Linked DNA regions of Homo sapiens: regions 2 and 3 are each linked to region 1. A link is a loop called in an ENCODE intact Hi-C map of the cell type or tissue named here. Cell type or tissue: dorsolateral prefrontal cortex. All regions are shown on one strand.

What was found. Peaks named below come from ENCODE experiments on the same cell type or tissue, not always from the same donor. Only the 100,000 strongest peaks of a DNase experiment are listed, where the experiment ranks them.
Region 2: it touches region 1 in a loop (2.5-fold over the local background); 11 of 110 quality-filtered maps call a loop at or near these places.
Region 3: a loop joins it to region 1, with 4 times the contacts of the local background. A loop is called at or near these places in 71 of 110 quality-filtered maps.

What each region holds. Positions count from the first base shown.
Region 1 is chr7:28,385,627-28,393,626 of GRCh38, reverse strand. It overlaps a transcript of CREB5 not described here. Among named protein-coding and RNA genes, the nearest start is that of CREB5, 23 kb to the left of the region's middle. In dorsolateral prefrontal cortex, CTCF peaks have their summits at 3,828 and 4,031 (motif pointing left); no DNase peak of the experiment used is centred here; H3K4me3 peaks cover 1,106 bases; H3K27ac peaks cover 943 bases; H3K27me3 peaks cover 669 bases.
Region 2 is chr7:28,923,710-28,931,709 of GRCh38, reverse strand. No RefSeq gene overlaps it. Among named protein-coding and RNA genes, the nearest start is that of TRIL, 31 kb to the left of the region's middle. In dorsolateral prefrontal cortex, CTCF peaks have their summits at 4,307 and 4,507 (motif pointing left); a DNase peak (open chromatin) is centred at 4,599; H3K4me3 peaks cover 915 bases; H3K27ac peaks cover 489 bases.
Region 3 is chr7:28,620,007-28,628,006 of GRCh38, reverse strand. The region is part of intron 5 of CREB5 (cAMP responsive element binding protein 5); the gene reads right to left. Among named protein-coding and RNA genes, the nearest start is that of CREB5, 210 kb to the right of the region's middle. In dorsolateral prefrontal cortex, CTCF peaks have their summits at 978, 1,179 (motif pointing right), 3,737 and 3,939 (motif pointing right); no DNase peak of the experiment used is centred here.

The DNA.
Region 1 (8,000 bases):
TGTTTTTTGTTAGACAGCTGTTGAGCTTCAGTTAAGAAGATGGCAGTGTTGACTGCCAAGCTCTTTTTATGTCAGACTAGAAGCCAAAAGTTGACCTGAATTTTCACCACAATAAGACTAGGTGAGAACATAGGACAGGTAATTAGGATCTAGAAGAAAAAGCAATGATACCAGAATCCACAATCAATCATCAAAATATCAAAGTAACCAAGAAAAGTTTAAATGAGTAGAGAGATGGGCAGAAATAGAGCAGAGAGAAGAAACAGGGGAGAGTTGTTTGAAAATCTAAACCTTTAGCTCGCTGCTTTGTGAAATGCAGTCTGAGGAAGCAATGATTTTGAGAGACGAGTCAGACTCAGTAAAAATATTTGAAATTTCTTGACTTAAAAACATTGCTATGGCTGGATATGGTGGCTCACGCCTATAAATCCCAGCACTTTGGGAGGTCAAGGTGGGTGGATCACCTGAGGTGAGGAGTTCAAGACCAGCCTGATCAACATGGAGAAACTCCGTCTCTACTAAAAATAACATAAAATTAGCCAGGCGTGGTGGCACATGCCTGTAATCCCAGCTGTTTGGGAGGCTGAGACAGGAGAATCGCTTGAACCTAAGAGGCAGAGGTTGCGGTGAGCCAAGATCACACCATGGCCCTCCAGTGTAGGCAACAAGAGCGAAACTCTGTCTCAAAAAAAAAAAAAATTGCTGCTTTGTGGGTTGAGAGAGATGGCTTTAATTAAAAAGGACAATTGAGTAAACAAAGAGGGTCTGAGGTGGCAGTAAACCTGCCCTCACCACAGCTGAAATCATGTCATGAGACAGATGAGGTCTAGTTACGGGACTAAGGTGTAACCTGTACCTCGAAAATCTCTTCTGTCCTCCTGATCTCCTTTTCTATATGTATAAAAATGAGGATTTGACTAGATGAACTATCAGATCACTCTAAACTGAAATTCTAAGAGTCTATGAAAGGCAGATAGGCAGTGGAAATATTGATCTATCATCAGTCAAGGTCAAGAGTGAATTAGAAAGACCCCAAAGTGAAACCTACAAGGCAAATATTGCAAAACCCATAACATGTAATCCCACATAAACCTGGGCTGTCAGAAGCAAGGCATAACATGTATTTGGTTGGTGCAAAAGTAATTGCGGTTTTTGCCATTGAAAATAATACCAAAAACCGCAATTATTTTTACACCAAGCTAATAGAATTACCCAGCCACTTGAAGAGAATCAAAGAGGCAACCACAGCCAGAGACCAGGATCTGCTGAGGCTTAGAGCAGTCCCTTAGATCAAGAATGGTGAGAAGCATGCTCTTTTTTAAAGAAATTTTTCTTTATTTTTTTAAACTTTTATTTTAGGTTCAGGGGTACCTGTGCAGGTTTGTCATATAGACAAACTCATGTCACAGAGTTTTGTTGTACAGCTATTTCATCACCCAAATACTAAGCCTAGTACCCAACAGTTATTTTTCCTGATCCTCTCCTTCCTCCCTCCGTCCACCCTCAGGTAGGCCCCAGCGTGTGTTGTTCCCCTCTTTGTGTCCATGTGTTCTCACCATTTAGCTTCCACTTACAAGTGAGAACATGCGGTATTTGGTTTTCTGTTCCTCCATTACATTGCTAAGAAAAATGGCCTCCAGCTCCATCCATGTCCCTGCAAAGGACAGGATTTTGTGAAAAAATTCCCTTTGGCATTCCTAGAACAGCCACATTAGGAAAGGAGAGATGTCCTCTGGAGGGACCCCGGCTAGGAATGCAAAGGCTAGTGGGAAGCAGACCCCAAAACAGCAAATAAAATAGCTGCTTATTACATAGAAGGTAAAGAGCAAGGAACACTGGGGGTGGATAAATAGAAAAGGAAAAAGGAGACAGAGATGGAAGATTGATTTGTTGTTCTGATATTTGGTGAGAAGAACCACATCCAGTCCTTCCCAGAGGACATGGGAATACTTAGATTGGGTTGAAAGCAAATTATATAGGTGGCTGTCACCAAAAAGCACACTGAGGGATGCCAAGTGATTGACCATCAGAATTGGAGTAGATCTTATATCACAGCAAAGTTTGTGGTGGCACAGAGCAATTCTTCAATGGCCAGTTGCTCTGATTTCATTTACTTTACGCTGTAATTATATTGGAAAGCATGAAAACATTTTGAATACAAGTTTTATTTACTCACATGATTACTTTTCAAAACATTCATTCTATGGCACATAACGGCCGATTAGTAGCTACAAATGAAATCCAATTAAACGACCAGTGAGAAAAGATGGAGGAAAAGGCAAAACATCTGTGAAGTGCTTATGTGCCACACTGTGTGTTGGCTACTGATATTTGAACTTATTTGATCAGCACGCCACCCGTTAAGAGAGGTGTGATTATTACCACAGGTCTGAAGACCATGCCAACGTATGTGAAAAAAATTTTGATAAAATTATGATGTAATATTAATTTGAAATAGAACAGAAAACTGAGCGATGATACAAACATATTTGTTTTACCTAGTGGATAATTTTAAACTAAGAAACGAATAGCCAATGTGCTAGGATGACAAGACTGAATAGATTGTTTTCTCTATTTTAAAATATCTACAAAACACAATTATCAACAAAGACTTGAAAATTCAATAAAAGTAAAATAAATATACCAGGAGGAAAGTGCTATACATATATTATATTATATTATATTATATTCAACCCATCTTTCAAAGAGTTAAAAGTGCATAAGGAAACGCTAAGTTTGAGTTCGAATCATAAACTTGACTTGAACTCTGTTGTCAATTGCCAGGGAAAGCATTCCAGACTCTAAGAACTGTTTGAAATTTTTTTTCCTTCAGAGCATCAAGAAAATGCTAGAGGGCTTACAGGGCTCCTGGCATGTAAATTGTAGCCATCAGGAGAAAACCCCACTGTACTACAATGTGACACTTTCCAAGTCTTTATCCTATGGTCCCTTAAAATGCTGCTATACAGAGATGGTAAAAAAGAAATACAGAACTCTTCTGGTTTGAAATCAGCCAAGTGGTGCGGAGGAAGAAGAAGCACTTTGCCAAAACCCCACGGTTAAAAGTAATAAAGGGAGAAGTTTCTGTCAGTATCTAGAAGAGTTTTGTAAACAATTAGCTGCAAGACATCAGAGGCTCCAAAAGGAAAGATTTCTTTTCAGTACCACGTTTGGCAAGTGATCAGTAACATATTTCATTTCTGGTTTAATAAGGTTATTAACAGTTTATTTTTAAAAAGAGTGAAATAATGTTTTCTGTGAAGGTTTGCCGATAAGCATTAGTGCAGTAAAGAATTGTGTGCCTTTTTATGAACGGACTGCACAGTAGAATAAAACACTATCTACATGAGCTTTCACACAGCAGAGCAATTAATTAACTTATCTCCGTGAACACCGTTCTTGCTGAAACTTATTAAAAGTCTGATTCATCAGCAGAGCCCCAGGCAATCATCAATTGCCTCATAATAATACAAAAGACAAATAAGCGATGGTTATGTTCTCATTTAATATCTTAAGAAGATCCTCTTTGCCCTCTGTCTTTGTTTGAAAATATCTCTATTAAGAGTTTGAAAAAAAAAAAAACCCTCCTACTTGACATGAAATACGTTATGACCGGGAACTGTAGGAGTAAATTACAGAGCCTCCAGGATACCAGATTAAGAGGAGAAGCTGGACTTTCTCAAAGACACACAAATCATTCAACATGTAGCACAACAGGGCATACAGTGTGTTATCGATGCCGAGTTCCAAGCACCATTGTTAATACAGACCAGAAGAGGAATTGTTCATTAAATAATACAAGGGGGAGGGGAGGGGCCGCTCAGACTTCTGCATTAAATAAGCCAGCAGAGGGACGCTTGTTTCAAAAGTATTAGACAGCTTAATAGTTACTAGTCCGCTTAGAGTTTTGGTTTAAATTTAACTCCCAAATATCAATCTAACGACTTCTAAGCAGAAACTGTAGTTTATGAACCCTTTAAAAAAAAAAAAAAAAGTTTAGTATAGTTGGCAATATCAATAGCGCCCTCTACAGGAAGTTTTAAACCCACAACTGGTTTTCTTGAATTTGAAGACAAAGGCTAAGTAAGGTGAACACCATCTGAGGACAAGATTAAATTGAAGAAAAATTTGGAATGTCCATGAGGTCTCCATTTTACATGGAGATTTGGGAATTTGGAACAAAGCAAAATAAAACCACAGCCAGTAGCCCTGGATTAGTGTGCGTGTGTGTGTGTTTGTGCACGTAGTTGTTGTTGGTTTGTTAACACTGGGTCATTTGAGAGAGGTCAATTGAAATTCCTAATCCATCTTATTTTCTTTATGTTGAAATCTCAAAATTAGTTTTCTCTAGTCTCAGATTTGCTAGTTGCAATATTATACAGCATTACTCAGATCTTTTTAAGATGCAAATAGTGTTCACTGTTTTCAGAATGCATACATAACTAATGTGCAGATTTTTCAAATTATTTCCCCAATATTCAGTAAATAATGAACGTGAGGCTTTTGCATGTGAGAAAGCTCTGACGCTGTTGATAAACTATGCCTGTATGAATCCTAAAGAGATGGCTGTTTAATTACTACAAATAGTTCCTCTCCATGATTAGTGGTTCGGCTTCAAACTTAGAAACCAGGATGTGCTTGAAGAAATAGTTACAACTAAATTTTCTACACATGTCACCACAGCCTTGAAAGTCAGAGATGCAGTCTTCTTATCTCACAGCTGTAATATATCAAATGACCTTGTGACAATGATTTAATCTCATCTTATTTTAGCAAGTTATCATAATTTGGGAGAAATTTACTACTGATTTCAGAGATACCTCAAGAGTTATTAGGACTGATACAACAAATGCCAGCTCTAAGAGTTGAGGCATTATGCGTGATTGAGAAAGAAGTAAGCAAGGAGTTCAGAGGCTCAGTTTTGGTTTTCTACTATTGCTGTGTCTTGTTAGAGTCAACTAATTTTTTTGCGCCTTAGTTTCTTCATCAGAAAAATGATGAAAAGCTTCTGTCTGGAGAAATACTTGGAACTAGGTACCTAGAAATGCTGGATGAAATATACTAAACAACCATTTAATTGTTGAGCTCATAAGAAAGGAAGGGTAAACAAATAGTTGAGCTCATTACGGGCTGGAAAGCAGGTGTTAGCTGAATCTATGGCTGCCCTGTAGGCATCTGCCAATCTTGATAACCAAGAGGTTTGGATTTTAATGGCCACACTGAGGCCTAAGCAAGATGGGGAATTGAACCGAGACCTTACATAAAACCAAAATAATGAAGGGTGCAACTTCCACAGAAACCACATAAAGAGAACGAGGAAATCTTCTCAGCCTGGGCTCTGGGTCAGAATATTACATATTCTCTGAAAATTCATAACCACAGGCTTGTCCCTCAAAGGTCTGGCATTAAATTGATACTACCTGTGCAATTCAGAAAACCTTAGGCCAACAAATTAATCTAATGTGGACTCAGATGGGTAGTGACCTGCAGGGCCTGGCAGAAGTAGATGTAGATTCTCTCTTAGGAACTCACCCTCAACTCAGGTCTTGCAGGATTCCTCCAGATACAGCTGAATAGGAACTTAAAATCCAAAAGTACAAAGTACATGAGGAAATAGGCTCCATGATTGAGAGTCAGCAAAAACAACAGCTGAATTAGACCCTCAAGAATTTGAAATATTGAAATGGATGATGCAGAATAAAATAACCAAGTGTAAAATGTTAGTGAAATAATACGAATATGAAATAAAAACCTGAGAAAGTAATAAGGTACTCTCAAAACACCACATATTTTTTTCTTTCTTTTTCTCTTTTTTGAAAACATTTTAAGTTCAGGGGTCCATGTGCAGGATGTGCAGGTTTATTACATGGGTTTATTACATGACACCATGTGTGTCATGGTGGTTTGCTGCACAGATCATTCCATGACCTAGGTATTAAGCCCAGCATCCACTAGCTCTTCTTCCTGATGCTCTCCCTCCTCCCCCTCCACCCTCTGACAGGCCCCAGCGTGTGTTGCTCTTTCACATGTGTCCATGTGTTCTCATCAAACTAAAGAGCTTCTGCACAGCAAAAGAAACTATCATCAGAACGAACAGACAACCTACAGAATGGAAGAAAATTTTTGCAATCTGTCCATCTGACAAAGGTCTGATATCCAACATTTACAAGGAACTTAGACAAATTTACAAGAAAAAAAAACAAACAACCCCATTAAAAAGTGGGCAAAGGACATGAACAAATACTTCTCAAAAGACATACATTCAACCAACAAACACATGAAAAAAAGCTCAACATCACTGATCATTAGAGAAATGCAAATCAAAACCCCAATGAGATACCATCTCACACCAGTTAGAATGGCTATTAATAAAAAGTCAAAAAACTACAGAAGCTGGCAAGGTTATGGAGAAAAAGGAATGCTTTTACACTGATGGTAGGAGTGTATATTAGTTCAACCATTGTGGAAGACAGTGTGGCAATTCCTCAAAGACCTAGAGGTAGAAATACCATTTGACCCAGCAATCCCATTACTGTGTATATACCCAAAGGAATATAAATCATTCTATTATAAAGATACATGCATGTGTATATTCACTGCAGCACTATTCACAATAGTAAAGACATGTAATCAACCTAAATTTCCATCAATAATAGACTGGATAAAGAAAATATGGTATATACACACCATGGAATACTATGCAGCCATAAAAAGAAACAAGATCATCTCCTTTGCAGGGACATGGGTGGAGCTGGAGGCCATTGTCCTCAGCAAACTAATGCAGGAACAGAGAGATATTTTAAAAACTAAAAATTAAATTTAAAAGCACAGGGTAACAATACATTAGTCAAAACTAAAGAAAGAATTGGGAAACTGGAAGATAACACTCAAGAAATTAACCAAAACAGAAGCAAGGGAAACAAAGTAATGGTAACTGCAAAGAATACTTAAGAGAAATGGAGAATAGAATCACAAATTGATAAATGTCCACTTGGAGTTTAAGAAGATGGTTTTAGAGAAATGCCAGTAAAAATGGCATAGAATTTTTGAGAATAGATGAAAGATAATACTTTTCAAGTTCAGAAAGCACAAGTCCTGAGGAGTATAAATAATAAGAAATTCACACCTACACCCATCAACGAAGCTGCAAAACACCAGACATAAAGACAATATTGAAAGCACCTAGAGGAAAAGGCAGATTATCTATAAAATAAGGATAGTTAAACCAGCAGCAGATTTCTCAACAGCGGCAACAAAAGCCAGACTGTAATGACATGAAGTCTACAAAATGTGTAAAGGAACGATCATCATAGAATTTTACATAGAGAAAATGTATTAGGGTAAAATACATTTTACACAAACTAAAACTGAGTCCATTTACTGCCAGAAGCCACTCAATTAAAGAAATTTGAAGGATGTACTTCAGAAAGAAGGATAATGATTCTAGAAGGAAGGTCTGAGATGTCAGAAAGGAAAATAGACAAAGAAAATGCGAATAAGTAGGTGAATCCAAAGAAACATTGATACTATAAAACAACAATATTAATGTCTAAATTGGGAATGTGAAAAAAGGTTGCCCCAAATTAGTGGGCAACAATATTATGTAAGATGGGAGGAAAGTGATTAGACTGGCAGATACATAAGTCTATTTATATACATATATAAATCAGATAAGATGGAGCCATTCTGATGGAAGTGCAGGCCAGAGACCATGATTCCTACCAGCGGGGTTCACTCCCAGGCTGTGACCTTGAAGCCACAGCACTCTAAAAAATGATCTAGAAACTCGTGTGACTGCATTATATCTGAGAAACCATGTGGTGCTAACATTCTATGTCTGTTATTTTGTTTTAGTAATAATTTATATTTTTATTCTAAAAACCAATTATAAAAAAAACTCATACCATTTTACCTCTTTTTTCATTCTCATATACATACTTTTTTTTTTTTGAGACAGGGTCTCTTTCTGTCACACAGGCTGGAGTGTAGTGGTGTGATCA
Region 2 (8,000 bases), 540 kb before region 1:
CTGATCATTAGGGAAATGCAAATCAAAACTACAATGAGATACCATGGTGATTGTTCAAAAGTCAAGAAACAATAGATGCTGGCAAGGCTGTGGAGAAATAGGAATGCTTTTACACTGTTGGTGGGAGTGTAAATTAGTACAACCATTGTGGAAGAAGGTGTTGCCATTCCTCAAGGATCTAGAACCAGAAGTACCATTTGACCCAGCAATCCCATTTCTTGGTATATACCCAAAGGAATATAGATCATTCTACTAGAAAGACACATGCACACGTATGTTTATTGCAGCACTATTTACAATAACAAAGACTTGGAACCAACCCAAATGCCCATCAATGATAGACTGGATAAAGAAAATGTGGTACATATACACCATGGAATACTATGCAGCCATAAAGAGGAATGAGATCATGTCCTTTGCAAGGACATGGATGAAGCTGGAAGCCATCATCCTCAGCAAACTAACACAGGAACAGAAAACCAAACACCACATATTCTCACTCATAAGTGGGAGTTGAACAATGAGAACACATGGACACAGGGAGGGGAACATCACACACTGGGGCCTGTCGGGGGATAGGGGGATGAAGGGAGGGAGAACATTAGGACAAACAGCTAATGCATCCGGGCTTAAAACCTAGATGGTGCGCTGATAGGTGCAGCAAACCACCATGGTCCATGTATACCTATGTAACAAACCTACACATTGTGCACGTTTATCCTGGAACTTAAGGTAAAATAAAATAAACTAAAATAAAAAAGGTTTAGTTTTCATTCATGTGAAATCCAATGCAAGTCAGATGACTTTCCAGGGCAGCTTTTCTTGGGGACAGATGGCAATGCCTAAATCCATGCTCACTCCATTGTATAATGCCACCATCTCAAAATGTGACCTCCAGGGCCACTGATGCAGAGGAAGAATGACTGGAGGGCTGTGCACCTGCTCGTCAATGCCTTAGACCAGAGGTTATATAGGTTTCCACCCCATTTCATTGGTGAAGACCAGTCACATGACCCTCCCCCTAAGTGCAAAGGGGCTGGAAGTGGAGGTGCACACCAGGGGTATTTGCTGAGCACAATTGCCTTACCCAGAGATGGGAAATGAAGACTGATGTTACCACTTGCTGTGCAGAAAAGATGGTCATAAAGAGATGTATTGAGAACAATGTGTTAAATTCTAGGTAGATATTTTTATCTGCTAAACATTCTTGGCTTTCAGCCTCAGGTGTATTTAGTTTGTCCAAAAGATGTTGATAGGAGAGAGAGAGAGAGAGAGAGAGATTAAGACATATTACCACCAGAGACTTTCTCCCTGAAGAAATCAGCAATGTTGGCCAGACACGGTGGCTCATGCCTGTAATCCCAGCAGTTTGGGAGGCCGAGGTGGGCAGATAACCTGAGGTCAGGAGTTCAAGACCAGCCTGGCCAACATGGTGAAACCCCATCTCTACTAAAGATACAAAAATTAGCCAGGCGTGGTGGCGGGCACCTGTAATCCTAGCTACTCGGGGGGCTGAGGCAGGAGAATCACTTGAACCCGGGAGGCAGAGGTTGCAGTGAGCCGAGATTGCGCCACTGCATTCCAGCCTGGGCAACAAAAGTAAAACTCCGTCTAAAAAAAAAAAAAAAAAGAAAGAAATCAGAAATGTTGAAGGATCACTGGGTAAGGAATAACTTTCTCATTACATGATTCAATGTTGTTTTATACCTTGTCCATGTCCTATCTAAAATCAATCTCTTTCCACCTAAAATCATCTCAGCCATGGTCCACATGCCACGCTCTGGGAAAATGCTGCCCTACTGGGCCTGCGCCCGTGACTTGCAATCTGCTTCCTGTGGTGGTGACTGTGGTGTCACCATCCAAAGCAGTAGCAAACATTTATGAAGACTGACTGTGCACCTGGCACTGTGCCTGGGCTACTGAGGACAGAGTTGACAACAAATGTCCTGCCTTTAAGATTTCATAGAATGGTCGGGCGCGGTGGCTCACACCTGTAACCCCAGCACTTTGGGAGGCTGAGGTGCGTGGATCACCTGAGGTCAGGAGTTCGAGACCGGCCTGACCAACATGGAGAAACCCTATTTCTACTAAAAATACAAAAAATTAGCCAGGCATGGTGGCACATGCCTGTAATCCCAGCTACTAGGGAGGCTGAGGCAGGAGAATTGCTTGAACCTGGGAGGCAGAGGTTTGCAGTGAGCTGAGATAGTGTCATTGCACTCCAGCCTGGGCAACAAGAACGAAACTCCATCTCAAAAAAAAAAATTTCATAGAATGAGAAGAAAAATAAACTTGTAGTTACAACACAGTGTAAGAAACACATCTACGTAACTATAAGGTGCTAATGGGGTGAGTATCTGAGGAGTGACCCTTGAAGGGCAGCAGATTTTTTGAGAAAAATTCTGTAATAACATAGTTGTGTAGTGTTCACTCTTTGATGTTATTTCCTCTAAATTTTTCCTTCAGTGGTATTAGTGGTATTCTATTCAAGGTGAAGTCCAGTCTACTGGTAGAAGAATTAAAAACCCAGCTAGTATTTTCTAGGTACTTTGAATTGAGTGTCCCTTGAGGCATCAAATATTCTCAGAGGGCAAATGATAAGCCACACCACACCATTGCAGGATATGGGGAAGCGGATTGCAAGTCACAGAGAAGGTTAATAACAGTGTCAGATCAGTACCGTGGTTATTGATTGAAGCAACTCAATGTAGGCCAAAAGGAGTGAGCTGTGGTGTTGACTGGCAGGTTCTGGTCCTGCTTCCCTACTGTGCACCATTGACTCTGTGCTCGAGTTGCCTTCTTAGTAAAATTACAGGACTGGGCCAGATGTGGCTCCTGCACTATGGATGTTCTCAGATGCAAAAGAAGCTCTCTTCCTCAAGCCCCCTACCTGTAGATGAATGACCTTGGAATCCTGGCATTGTAAGTTTAGCTTCAGCCATCCCATCAGTTGTTATTCTGGTGCATTTAGGTTGGATTTTTAGGTGTTGGGGGAAATAGTATGAATCTCATCACCATCGTTTTCATTTATTTATATCTTATTTAGTACTACTATGTGCCAGGCACTGTTCCAAGTACTTTTCCAATATTAATTAATTTAATCTGTACAATGATGGGTACTGTTATCACACCCATTTTAGAGGGGGGACAACTGAGGTTCAAGGAGGTTAAATAACTCGCTCAAGATCAGCTGTCTAGGGAGGGGCAAAACAGGATTCAGTTTCAGGCAGGCTGGGTCTTGAATTTGTGATCATCACCCTGTACTGTCTCTGGACAGAATAATTGAATAATAATAAGACAAAGATGAAGTATGCAGTAATGACCCATTAAAATAAGATTTTTTAAAAAAAATTAAATGTGATAAGACAAGGACAGATGTGGCACATGCCTTTGGGCTAAGTCCTTTAGAAGGGAAACAAAGAATGAATCATGTACTATGGGAGAAAGAGAAGACAATGCCTACGCCCTTATGGGCCTACCAGGCTTTCTACCTGTGAGCTCATTTGCTCCTTACAAGACCCCAGGAGGTAGGTGTCATTATCATCACCATTTTACAGAGGAGGCTGAAAGACTTGTTTAAGATCACACAACTAGTAAGTGGAGGAAGCCAGGTCCCTGACTAAAGTGCCCAGAGGCTCCCTTAAGGGTGGGCTGGGGAATCCACATCAGAAGGCTCTGCCAGTCCGGGTCCTAGTGGGCAGATGCCTTGCAGTAAATGGGTCTCTGTGCTGCAGGAATCTGAAAGACCAGCTTACCTGCGGCAACACATTTCAATCACATGGAGCAGGTCTACTTAGGGGAAAGATGCACAATGCATAGGAGATGCCTGTCAACACTGAGAAGAGCTGAAGTGCTGAGGACTGAACCACACCCTCACTGGATGGAAATGCATCTACAAGCTGTGCACTCATGTTTGACCCTGGTCAAACCTTGGCACTATGAACATCTGCAGGGGATGATTCTTTGTTATTAGAGGTTGTCCTATGCATTGTAAGATGTTGAGTGACATCCCTGGCCTCTACCCACTAGGTGCTAGTATCTATGTAGTATCTATGTTCACCCCATCCCCCAAGCTGTGACAAACACAAATCTCTCCAGACAAGGCCAAATGTTCCTTGGGAGGCAAACTCCCCTCCTCCCCTCCCGGCCCCCGGTTGAGAACCACTACTTTGATCTTATACTCTGGGCTTATGAACGGTGAAAGCTTCCAGAAACTACCCTGTTCTGATGTCGAGGAGTTCAATATTCCCTAAAACTCCTCCCAACTCTCAGAAACTAAGAGAGAGAGAGAAAAAAATGATGGGTTAGCTTCTGCAGTGCAGATACTTTGCCATTCAGTTAAGTGTGTATATTTGAGGGGGTGTATGGATATGGAGAACAGGGATTGGAAAGCCTACTCACCACACTTCTTCACAATACCTCTATTTCATTCTATCTGTATGCTTATTATTTCAGCTCTTCTCATGTGCGATCAAATTCTTATTTTGCAGCATATTGCCCTCTAGCGGTCACTTCTCTTTGTAGCACACGGAAGAGAGGCACCAATACAAATCGCTTTTTAAGAATGAAACCCAGGAGGGAACTGGCTGGGGGAAGTGGACGTGGTTCCACGAGCCGGGTAACTTCTGGCTTCGCGGATTGTGAGCAGCCGGTTTCTCCTCCGAGCCGCGCCTTTTTCCTTCCCAAGCCCCACCCTTCCTCCTGCGAGCCCTCTCCTCCACGTTCCAGCACCCAGTGGCACTTTGCTTCTCCCGCCGGGATACCGGACCTCTTCTTTGCAGAGAGAATTCAAAGCTACTTCCATGTTAAACAGAAAGAGCATCCTGTGGGTAGAAATATCCGACGAGGAGCGTTTTCCGAATGCCCGGAAGGGAGTTGCTACGTGAAAAATAGACATGATGCGCTGAAAAAAATATAGATGATTTGTTGTTGCTCTTGGTTCTCAGCCGGACCTCAAAAACAACCCCAGGATTTTTTTCCTCCAAAGTGGAGCCAGCTACTTTGCAAGTGCTCCCCTTCTTTCTCCTTGCCCATCCCCAGACCATTTAGTTAACCTCAGTGGGACAGGAACCGTCCTACAAATGCATGTGTTTGTCGTCTTAAGAGCTTTGGTAAGCCTACTTAAATTTCAGACAGCTAGAGACTGTCACAGTGGCTTTCTTCTGTCGATAGGTGACATTGTGTAATTAATAACCCTATAAAGCCTTTGAGGATAGCTTTTTCTTTTAAAAATGGAAGCCCAGAGAATTAAGACAAAGAAAGCTACTCTGTGGAGTTAAACGTCATCTTCAAGGAGGAAATTTTTAAAAGTACCTCTACATCTACACGTGGGCTTCAATTATATGTCTCCAAGGTACAGCACCCAGACGTCAAACCACTCAAGCCTGGATGGTGAATTTATGATAGAGGTTGACTTCTTTGTAGAATAAGTTTTCTGTTTCCACAAAATAAAATTGTATTTAGGGGTATAAGCGCCAGAATTTCTTTTAGCAATTAATCAAAATGAATGACCAAAAAGTTTAATTCTAGACTAGAGCTATTAAATTACTTCCGAGCTATGAATGCAGTTTTGATTTTAGGCCATATCAATCCAGGAAAACACAGAACAATGAGCCTGGAGGGTCAGATACTGTGAAGAGCAAATTTGCAGAAGGCTTTTGGGTCGGCAACAGTTGGGTTTCCTTAAGATTTATAGGCTTCATAGGATAGACACACACTTCTTTATTTCTGCTCTGTATGAACACTCAGCAGATGAAGTTCCACTAACCGCTTTCCCCTGCCCCCACATTTAAAAAGCTTTCTCCTTCTCTTTTCTTTTCTATCTCTGTGAATGGCTTAAACAGCAGCCTGTGTTTTAGAACCATAAAGCGTGCATAAACGTTTCATAAAAAGAAATAGAAAAAATGGAAATCTCCAGTGTGAATATGTGTTTATAAGATTATTTAACCCCTTTTACTTTATCACCTTACTTGCTCTGACCCTGAGACCCTAGAATGACGTGGGCCTGAACCCGAATCCTCGGGTGATCAATACTACCTAAAAACAAAGGTGATGTCTATGGAGGGGCGCAAAACAAGGTTTCCCATAGGAGGACTTGCCAGTCTGATCAGTATAACTAGTGAACCCAGATAGTGTGGGTCCAGGAAGTTGGTATGACGCCAAGCTCCCCACCCTCAGAGGGCTCTGGTGTTCCCCGCTGAGGACTCGCATCCCGTTTATAGCTCTGTAGATGTAAGCAGCCAAGATGATTTGGGGGAATTTCTGTGTGACAAAGGAGACAAGAGGCTGTGGAAACCTTCCGTAACAAGTGGTTGAATTGTTTAAGGGATTTTCAAAACCCTCTAACTGGAGAAGCAGGATGAAGGCGAAAGAATACATGACTGATCATTGCTGGCTAACGTAATCAGGTGATTTGTGTTAACAATATGCCACAAAATCCCAGGAACAAAGTCTAGGTCCTGTCTTTAGCCATGTCGTGTCCACGGCAATGTGGACCTTTTATCTGATTATTGGATGGTCCACTGAAGCCATCTTTAGGAATTTAGAACCTTCATAAGAGAAGACGAGATTCAGTCTATGTGGAAGGGTGTTTTTTTTTTTTTAAAGAGGCGCTTGTAATGGTGGTGACTTTCCTTCCTTAACATTAAATGAATTACTAACTCTACATATAATCTTGTGCATTTCTGTCCTTCTTCCCTTCCTTCTTCCCTTCCTTCTTCCTCCCCTCCCTCTCCTTTTGCAGGAAAACTATATTTCAGGACTATGCCCAGCAATGATGGCTTCAAGATCACAATAAATTGTTTAGCTTTTTAGGGGATGAGAGGCAAAATGTTTAAGCACTGGAAAAAGGCACAGGCAGGGGAGATCCTGATTTTGTGAAGCCCAAAGCTCATATGATTTCTTTTAAAAAGAATATACAATTACAAATACAAAATTAGGCAGGAAAGTGAACATTTCTTTAGAATGAAAAATGATATCACAAAAAATTATTGGAGACTTGTAAGTTTAGATCCTTTTTCTCATGAAGATCTCTTTAGGCAATTTACCAAAAATGGCTGATTAGAAATGCTTTCTGATTGCAACCCAGCTTCCTCTCTTCTGGAAAACTCGATGACTCCTCACAGAACTCACAGAGGCCTGTGAGGAAGAAGGGCCTCAGGCTTCAGCTTCACTCGCTTCTCAGGAGTTTGCGTCTGGTCTCAGGTGCCACCTATTTAGAGTGGCCAGCAGCTGATAGTGGTTTATAAACATACAGGTAGGTCCTGGCCATCATAGCGTCAGGGTCCGGGAAGCAAGCAGGGCGGCTCATGGACGAGGAGAGCAGTTTGGGTGTGCAAGACAAGGTCTGGATTCAAGTCCTGCTCAGTACTTACCAGGTGGGTAAACTTGAGGTACTTTACTTCCTTCTTGGAACCTCTTTTTTTTTTTTAATCTTTTCTGTAGAACAAAGGTAATTAAAAGAGATCGGGTTGGGTGCGGTGGCTTACTCCTGTAATCCCAGCACTTTGGGAGGCCAAGGCAGGGGGGATCACTTGAGTCCAGGAGCTCAAGACTAGCCTGGGCAACATGGTGAGACCCTGTATCTACAAAAAAAAACAAAAACCAAAAACCAAAAAACAAAACAAAAAACCCACAAAAATTAGCCGGTAGTCCCAGCTACTAGGGAGACTGACATGGGAGGATTGCTTGAGCCTGGGAGGTAGAGGTTGCAGTGAGCCAAAACCGTGCCACTGCACTCTAGCCTGGGCAACAGAGCAAGAACCTATCTCAATAAATAAATAAATAAGAAATCACGTATATAAAGCACACAGCAAAGCATAGGATAAACACGCAATAAGCCTTTATCTGAGAGTGAAATGTATTTTAAAGTTTGATACTGAAAGTTATGTGTGTGTCTCTTTGCATTTGTCTCATCCCTTCCCTTCCCTTCACTGTTGACTACAAGAGACATTGGAAATCATTGAAAAATCCATTCCCTAGTTAATGTTCCCCGGCTTGCC
Region 3 (8,000 bases), 230 kb before region 1:
TGGGTAGATCAGGATATTTCATATAAATTATATAAACTGTGAACAATTTGGCAAGGCAGGCATCATTGCTTCTATTTCACAGATAAGAAATAGAAGCAGCCTCACACCATAACAATAGCCTCTGCTTATTGGACTAAGTCACATACAGATTTTTATTTACTGAACACTCAGTACAACAGCCACTGTCATGAAAATAATTTCTAATGAATGCCCTGAGGTTTGTCTAAGGCTGAAGATAAGCTGAAAAGAAGAGGATATGGCCAGAGGAGGTCCAGGGGTGCGGGGTAGAGGGGGCCCTTAGAAAGTGTGAAGTGAAGAACTTCATGCTATCCCACCAATCTGTGAATGACTATAACTGCATGGCGAAAACCCTTTTTTGCATTTCAAGAGGCAGGTCATGGGAGCTACAACTGGTCATTTAAATGAATTTTACTTATTTCTGAGCCAAGGCCTTTCAGGGTCTTGGTATTCAAATTTAAGCCAGAAGATTAATTCAGCCCAGTGTTTTGCAACCGTGACCTCATGTAAAAAAAATACTGATGCCTGGGCTCCACCCCAGAAGAAATGATTCAAACCTTCTGGGGATGGGCCCAAGTACTGGTATTTGTTTTAAAGCTCCCAAGTGAGAGCAACAGGTAGCCAGGGCTGAGCCACTCTTTCAAACGAACGGTTCAAGTATTATTGTATCTAATGAAAGGAATCAAGGTCCCAAGTTGCCTTGAAAATTCGAGGTGATCTTAAATTTTTCTCTATCAAATGCTGGGCTATCAGAAACTCCAAGCTGACAATACCAAGGCAACTGTGATAGACATTTTGGAACAGATGCCCAGCAGCCACGGTAGAAGACAGGGAAAAAAAAGATTATATGAACCACCATCTTAATTATGGAAAACCAGACACCCTGGCAGAAGGCCAGGGGCGTAGCAGAATGGATGGGGTGGAGGACAGGAGAAATTTTAGGAAATTAGAAATTTTAATAACTTTGTCTGTCAAGGGCTGCAAGTGGATGTCGACTTGTTTCTAACTCATTGCAAGCATTGAGAGCAAAAACAGATGAGAAAAAAAACCCCTGTATCACATCCTGGCTGCTTTTTATTTCTCCAGCCTAGGAACAGAAAAGAAATTGAAGCCGTCCTGGGGCCCCTTTCCCCAAATCTGATGAAGGGCCCCCGGTAGGCTCCCTTTCTGAACACCAGGGGGAGTAAGACATAGTTTGCCTTGTTCACCATGCCTTTCCATGGAGCATGAGAAAGAACAAGTTCTTGCTTCTTGTTTAGATCCCTTCTTGAATAGCTCTTCCTTCTCTCCCTGGCTAAAGAGGACGATCTATTTGCACTCGTTTAAAAGAGTAAGTAAATGCTCTTTAGAAGCAATAAAATCGATTCTGTTCCATCACCCCAGGGTTTGAAGTGGCAACAGAGGGGAGGGGTTAAGAGAGCAGATCCTGGTGCCAGACTTCCTGGGTTTGAATCCCAGAAACAGCACTTAGTAGCTCCTTAGCTACGGGCAGGTTACTTAACCTCTCAGGTCTTGGTTTTTCTGTTTGTAAAATGGGGATAGTCATAATAACACACCTCATGGGATTGTTGTGAGGATGGGTGGGTTAACACACATAAAACTTGGAACAAGCCTGGGCATATAGCCAGCAGTCAATGAGTATTAGTGCTATTTTCCAAGAGACTACCAGGAAATTTTCAATTCAAATTTGAACTCTTCCACACTTCAATCATTCTAAATATTTTATATTAACAATCATACAACTCAAATCACAGGAATGGTAAAGCCAGTGGAGCATTTGACAAGAAGCAATCTTTTAAGGTAGAAATAAATGACTTATGTAGTGATCTCTACTTGATACAGAAAACAATGAATTATACTACCTTAATGTGAATAATACATACGTTAAATATAAAATGACACACCCAAATAGAATGACCTCATAAATGAATGTACTCCAATGAAGAAAGGCAACAATCTGTTAGGATATCATTATCGTAAACTTTTCCCAGAGGGTGTAAGAAATTAGTTGAAGAAAAGCATATGGTACCTAATGACAACTTAGATACCTTTTTAAAAGACTCTTACAGTAGTTATTTCACTAAAATGCATGTACTATTATAATTTCAGAAAATTGTTCTTATTGAAATAGATGATCCTCTATGATATTATGTCATTTTAACAAAATGAGTGGCCAATAAGGAAGACCTGTGTTGATTTACTCCTCTTAAAGTCTGATAGCACATTTTCCATGGATGGAGGCCATGGAATAAACATTGCTGTATCAAACATTCCTGACAATGAGGGAGAACTCTGCTTGCATGTTTTTTCATCCTAGCACACATAACTTTTTTCCCCTGTGGATCTTCAGCAAGGCAACGCAGTTGCCTTGGCTGTATGGAATTCAGCAAACAGAAATGCATGACCAGTGACCACACACTTGCATCTGGATGAGGTTTTGGCGGACTGTGCTTTGGGATTTTAACTCCAGCCACTAACAAGGACCCTCTTCTTTTTGACTATATAAGTCAACTCTGAGAACATGGGGTAGAATGCCTTTTTTTTGGAGTTCCTTCCATGTCTCCTGTGCACTGAGAATGCAGATAGGAGAGAACAACTCTCTTGTCCTTTGCACTTCCCGTAGTTGGAGGTACCAAAGTCTGGCAAGAAATCAGAATGATGGAGGAAAGAGCCATCTTAAAGGGTAGAATGAAACATCCTTTGTTCGTCCTATCAGCATGTGTGGGTAGAGGATAAAGCTGTCTGATGGAGTGGCACAGAGGTCAAAAGCAGGGCCTGGGCCTGGCTTGAATCCAACTCCACAGGTACTAGCCCTGTAACTTGAATTCAGTTGCTTAACTTCCCTAAGCCTCATTTCCTCATCTGTAGAACGGGGTTAATAATAGTTTCTGCCTTATAATGTAGCCATGGGAATTACATGAAATGCTGCTTATGAAATCTTTTATCTTACTCTGTATTTTTAAATCCTCACCAAAAAAAAAAAAAAAAAATCCAACATGGTGGATACTACTGTACCAATTTTGCTGATGGGAAACTGAGGCTCAGAGATATTATATAACTGGCCCAGAGTCATCCAGGCACGTCAGTGTAGGAAACTGGGCATGAACCTAGGATTGCCTGGCTCTGAAGCTGATGCTCCAAGCACTCACTGACCCATATCACAAAGTGAGCACTAGGAGCTGTCAGACCATCTGGGCCAGCCTTTCCTTTTATAGGGAAGAGTTACAATTAACAGAAGTTCAGCGAGTAAACTCAGGGTAGGAGGCAGGCATAAGAAATCAGTTCTTCAAGATTGTTTTTTTTTTTTTTTTTCACGTCTGTTGGCGGAACAAGGAAAAACGAAGTACAATTTGAGAAAAATGTTCAACTTAGACACCAAAGTAACAAGAGGATTTACTGGGGTGAGGCAGAAGTGGAGGCTTAAAGAAGGAGCCAGATAGACCCTCTTTTTGTACACAGCCTGTTAATCTTTAAAAATGTTGGCTACCTATGGTATGAAATTCAACTTTTTTAAATTGCAAACAAACTTGGGATTTCCACACGCATTATTACTTATTAATCATTCATTAAGCATCTGTTATCAAATAGGTCTTAGCCAAACCAAAGGGCAATTAACTTTTTCAAGAGTAAACAGAAAATGAGTTCACAAATTCCCAACTGTTCTTCCCTGCTTCTGACATAGATAGGCTCAAGTATACGCACTCAAAAACTTGGAAGAGAACATTAAAATGAAATAGTAAACGCTTGATTCTTCTTTGGCTTTAGAATTCACGCAAATTAGACGTGCAGAGTCTAAAGGATTTCCTTATTTAATTGGCCTCAATATTTCATTTGCACTTACTTATTGGTCTGTGTATTTCAGAGTGCTTTATCTATTTGTAACGGCTTCAGACTATCTGGTTTAGGTTGAATACCTGTAGAGGGCAGCATGTCATATTTATTTAAGGGATGAATCCAGAATCTCTGCTAAAGGTGATAATGGAGGAAGTTGTCATCACCACCATCATCATCACCATCATCATTGTTCTTATCATATCCCTGGGTTTTGATCTTAGAGAAAATCTCTGTTACAAAGTGGCAAAGTAGACTATACAATCTCCCCCCATCTTTATGAACGTTAATATTCTGCATAGTTTTCTGATGCATTATTTTATTCAAAATCAAAAAGATTCTCTTACTTGCATACCACAAAACTCCTCTGCTATGTATGATGTTGGCATAAAATTCTGTCATTCTGCTGTTAAATAATTCAAAACCATTTAACATGACATGAAGAGACTTATCATTAAGCCACGGGCAGGGGAATCAAATGGAAAGAAAGTTCCTCACTGAGATATGTTTTCACTCAAATTAGTCTGTGGTCAGACACAAACACTCCCTGTAGAATCTGTTTCTTTAAGATTCTAAAAATAAATCTTGATCTGTAAGTGACTTTGCTGTAATACATACAGTGAGTCAGATCAAGGAGTAAGAGCCATTTATAGAATATGAACTAAACTCTGGCCTGAGACAACCATTTAACCCTCGCAAACAGAGAAGCGGCATTTCAGATCATGCAGTTTGATCTATAAAGCTATTTTGACATATAAAGACTCTTTTTTATGATGACTCTGGCTAAAAATATTAGAATATGCCTAGAGGCAATCACAAGGACAAAACTTTTGGTAACAGGAAGATTAGCTTGACTGTACATGGTACATCTATGTGTGCATGCTCAGAACGTATTCTAGGTATGCCTGTATTCCTATGGGCTGGACGCAGTGATAAGTTGCCATTCCATGCATCCTCCTATAAAGAAGTAGATGGGGACAGGTGCAGTGGCTCATGCCTGTAATTCCAGCACTTTGGGAGGCTGAGGCAGCTGGATCACCTGAGGTCAGGAGTTCAAGACCAGCCTGGTCAACATGGTGAAACCCTGTCTCTACTAAAACTACAAAAATTAGCCGGGCATGGTGGTGGGTGCCTGTAATCCCAGCTACTCTGGAGGCTGAGGCAGGTGAATCCCTTGAACCCGGGAGACGGGGGTTGCAGTGAGCTGAGATTGCACCAGTGCACTCCAAGACTCTGTCTCAAAAAGAAAAAAACCAGAAGAAGGTGGGAGTATTTTTAAAATTATTATTATTTTCAAAAATAGAGATGGGGGTCTCACTATGTTACCCAGGCTGGTCTTGAAACCATGGGCTGAAGTGATCCTTTTGCCTCGGCCTCCCAAAGTTCTAGGATTACAGGCATGAGCCACCACACCCAGCTGGTGGGAATATTTTAACTTGCATTCCATGGTGATTTAGAATGGCTTGTGTGCCCATAAATAAGTCATTGAACATCTCTGAGCCTCAGTTTCTTCATCTCTAAAACAGTAATAAATATAATCTGTACCTCAAGAGGTTGATGTAAGGATTAAACAAGATAAAGCATATAAAGTACTCAGTACACAGAACACAATTTTAAGAAATGTCAGCTAATATTCTGTTCTTCTCAGCCCTGGCAGTTATAGAATGGTGTAATTTTCTTTTTGTTCTTTCTACGCCTTTGCATGTCCCTTCATTTCTAGAGCATGTCTTCATAGTCTTGTAAATAGCTGCCTTATAGAGGGCATGTCTGGTGGCTACAGGTGGGTAAGGGTTTTCTTTCTCCTTCTGCATGGCTGATGTAATGAACATCTCTAAGGGGATATATGATTGAAGGGTGTGGGGAGTGTGTGTGTGTGTGTGTGTGTGTGTGTGTGTGTGAGAGAGAGAGAGAGAGAATGTGTGTATATGTGTAAGAATTCACATTGCGGAAAGAGAAATGTGCCACCCTCCTCACCAAGTTTCGCTCACAGGAAAACACGTTAATTGTTGAGTAGTCACATTGTGTGCACACTATCTCAAACCTGGCACACTGCAAAGAGCTGCTTTACAAGAAATATGACTTCATATCACAGTGTTAATCATTGACCTCCACCCTGGTAATAAGATCTTTTTTGGCCTTGTACAAGTAGAATCCACCTGAGACTTCCTCATCATCTATTCGCTAACAAATTGGCAGAAGTATTAGGAAATTTCACCTTGGCGTTTGGGTGAGTCTTTTCCATCAACATAGTTTATTTGGATTACAGGCTCTTCCTCAATTAAAACAATAAATCAGCCATTTTCATTTTCTTTTCACCTCTGGATATATGTTGTCCTTAATACTTTAAGTTGCAGTCAGAATGCTTGCTTGGTATGACGACATCATCCTGTCTTTCAGGTGTAGTTTCAGGGTCACACAGAACACTTGTGTCCGGAAGGTTGACTTCACAGCGCACCACAGACACATTCTGCTACTCAGGGGAGTGAGATCATGGGCTGGCATAAATTTATCACTCTTTTAAATGAACGGGGTTGAATTCTATCTACTAACCTTGATCAGGAGGCTAGTGATACTGGCTGTGTAAAACAAAACAAGACAAAATAAACAAGGGAAAACCACAGCGCATGTGGCCACTTTGTTCAGAAGGTGACACCACTGAATTTAGTCTGTGAAGGTCTTGTCACATGAAAGCCTAGAAATAGCTATGACCTAAACATGAGAGTAGAAGACAATCCGGTTAGAAATGAATGAACACATTCCATTGTGCTTGTATAGTGTTTAAAATCTATTTTGGGGCAAAAGGGGTATTGTAAATACTTTCCCTTGTTCATAACTATCATAACCCAAACTTTCTGGCTCTCAACATTTTCCAGTGACCCTGCATGCCTATAATTTTTTACACACCACCTGACCTGGCAAGAATTATGCTACCAGAGATGTGGATGCCCTGTGACCCCCACCCCCCAACCCCGAATCCCCAAGGCCAGCCAAGACTAGATTGGACCTTATGACTGATTCTAATCTGGATGTCTCAAGGGGCTGTCCTCGTCTCACTGCACAATTCCAAGGCCACTTGGTTCTGATGGCCCTTGGGAGATGCTGCCATATTAGGCCTGTGGAAATGGCCACATCATTCTAAAATTATTTTGGAAGTAGAGATTTAACATAACTTTTTGGATTAGCATTCAATTCCAAATTTGGGGCTGGGATTTAGGTAAAATTAATTTTAGGGACTTCTTATTGGGTTTGCGAAATGTTAATTCCAGCAAGTATTCCTTTATTCTTTAATACCGACTGGATCACAGACTGTGTCTTTTTTCCATTTGATTCTCTCTTTGGTAACAGTATTTCTAGGAAGACTTGGCTATCTGTATAGACAACTCCTGACTCTGAAGTGGTTGACTAGATAGGCTTATTACTGAATTCAGGTCAATTCGTGGCCGCCTCCTCTTTGACCGTAGCGGCTCTGGATGTCAATGAGAGGGTTAAAATGGGGCGAGCCTGAGGCCAGTTATGGAAAAGAGGAGGGAATAGGCATTTCCTGGATATACAGTTCCTAGTATCTCCACGAGGCCAAATATAATTTGTATCTAGAAACTTACCTTCTGCCTACCTTCACTACCTGAGAGAATTCCCTCCAGAGATAACGATGATCTTTTATTAGGCACCAGAGCGTGAAGATCTGGAGATGCTGAGACACAGCCTTAGAGGGTGTGCTTTCACAGGGAAAAGAAGCTCTATGATTCTTTAATCACAGAATTCCCTTTTAGCACTGTTCACTGAGACACTAGGTATGAGTGGCACCCCCCTCTTCCAAATGGATTTAGTTATAGAAGAAATAAAAGGACTTCCATATGGAAGAAATTAAAGGACCAGCCTGGGTAACATAGTGAGACCCTGCCTCTTTAAAAATAATAATAATAAAACAAGAACAAAGTGAAATAAATTCTAAAAAGTTTGGTTTGTTCTGAGTTTTTCTAGAAGAATCTATGAGACGACTGCAAAAATTGTTTCCCTTATCTATACAGATTAAATATATCCCCAGTTAAAATTGTACCGTTTTAAAAATTATTATTTTGAGAAGCTTCACTTCATCAAGTCTATTTTATTAAAATGATGCCCAAATTCTGCAGAGGCTTAGAAACCCATCA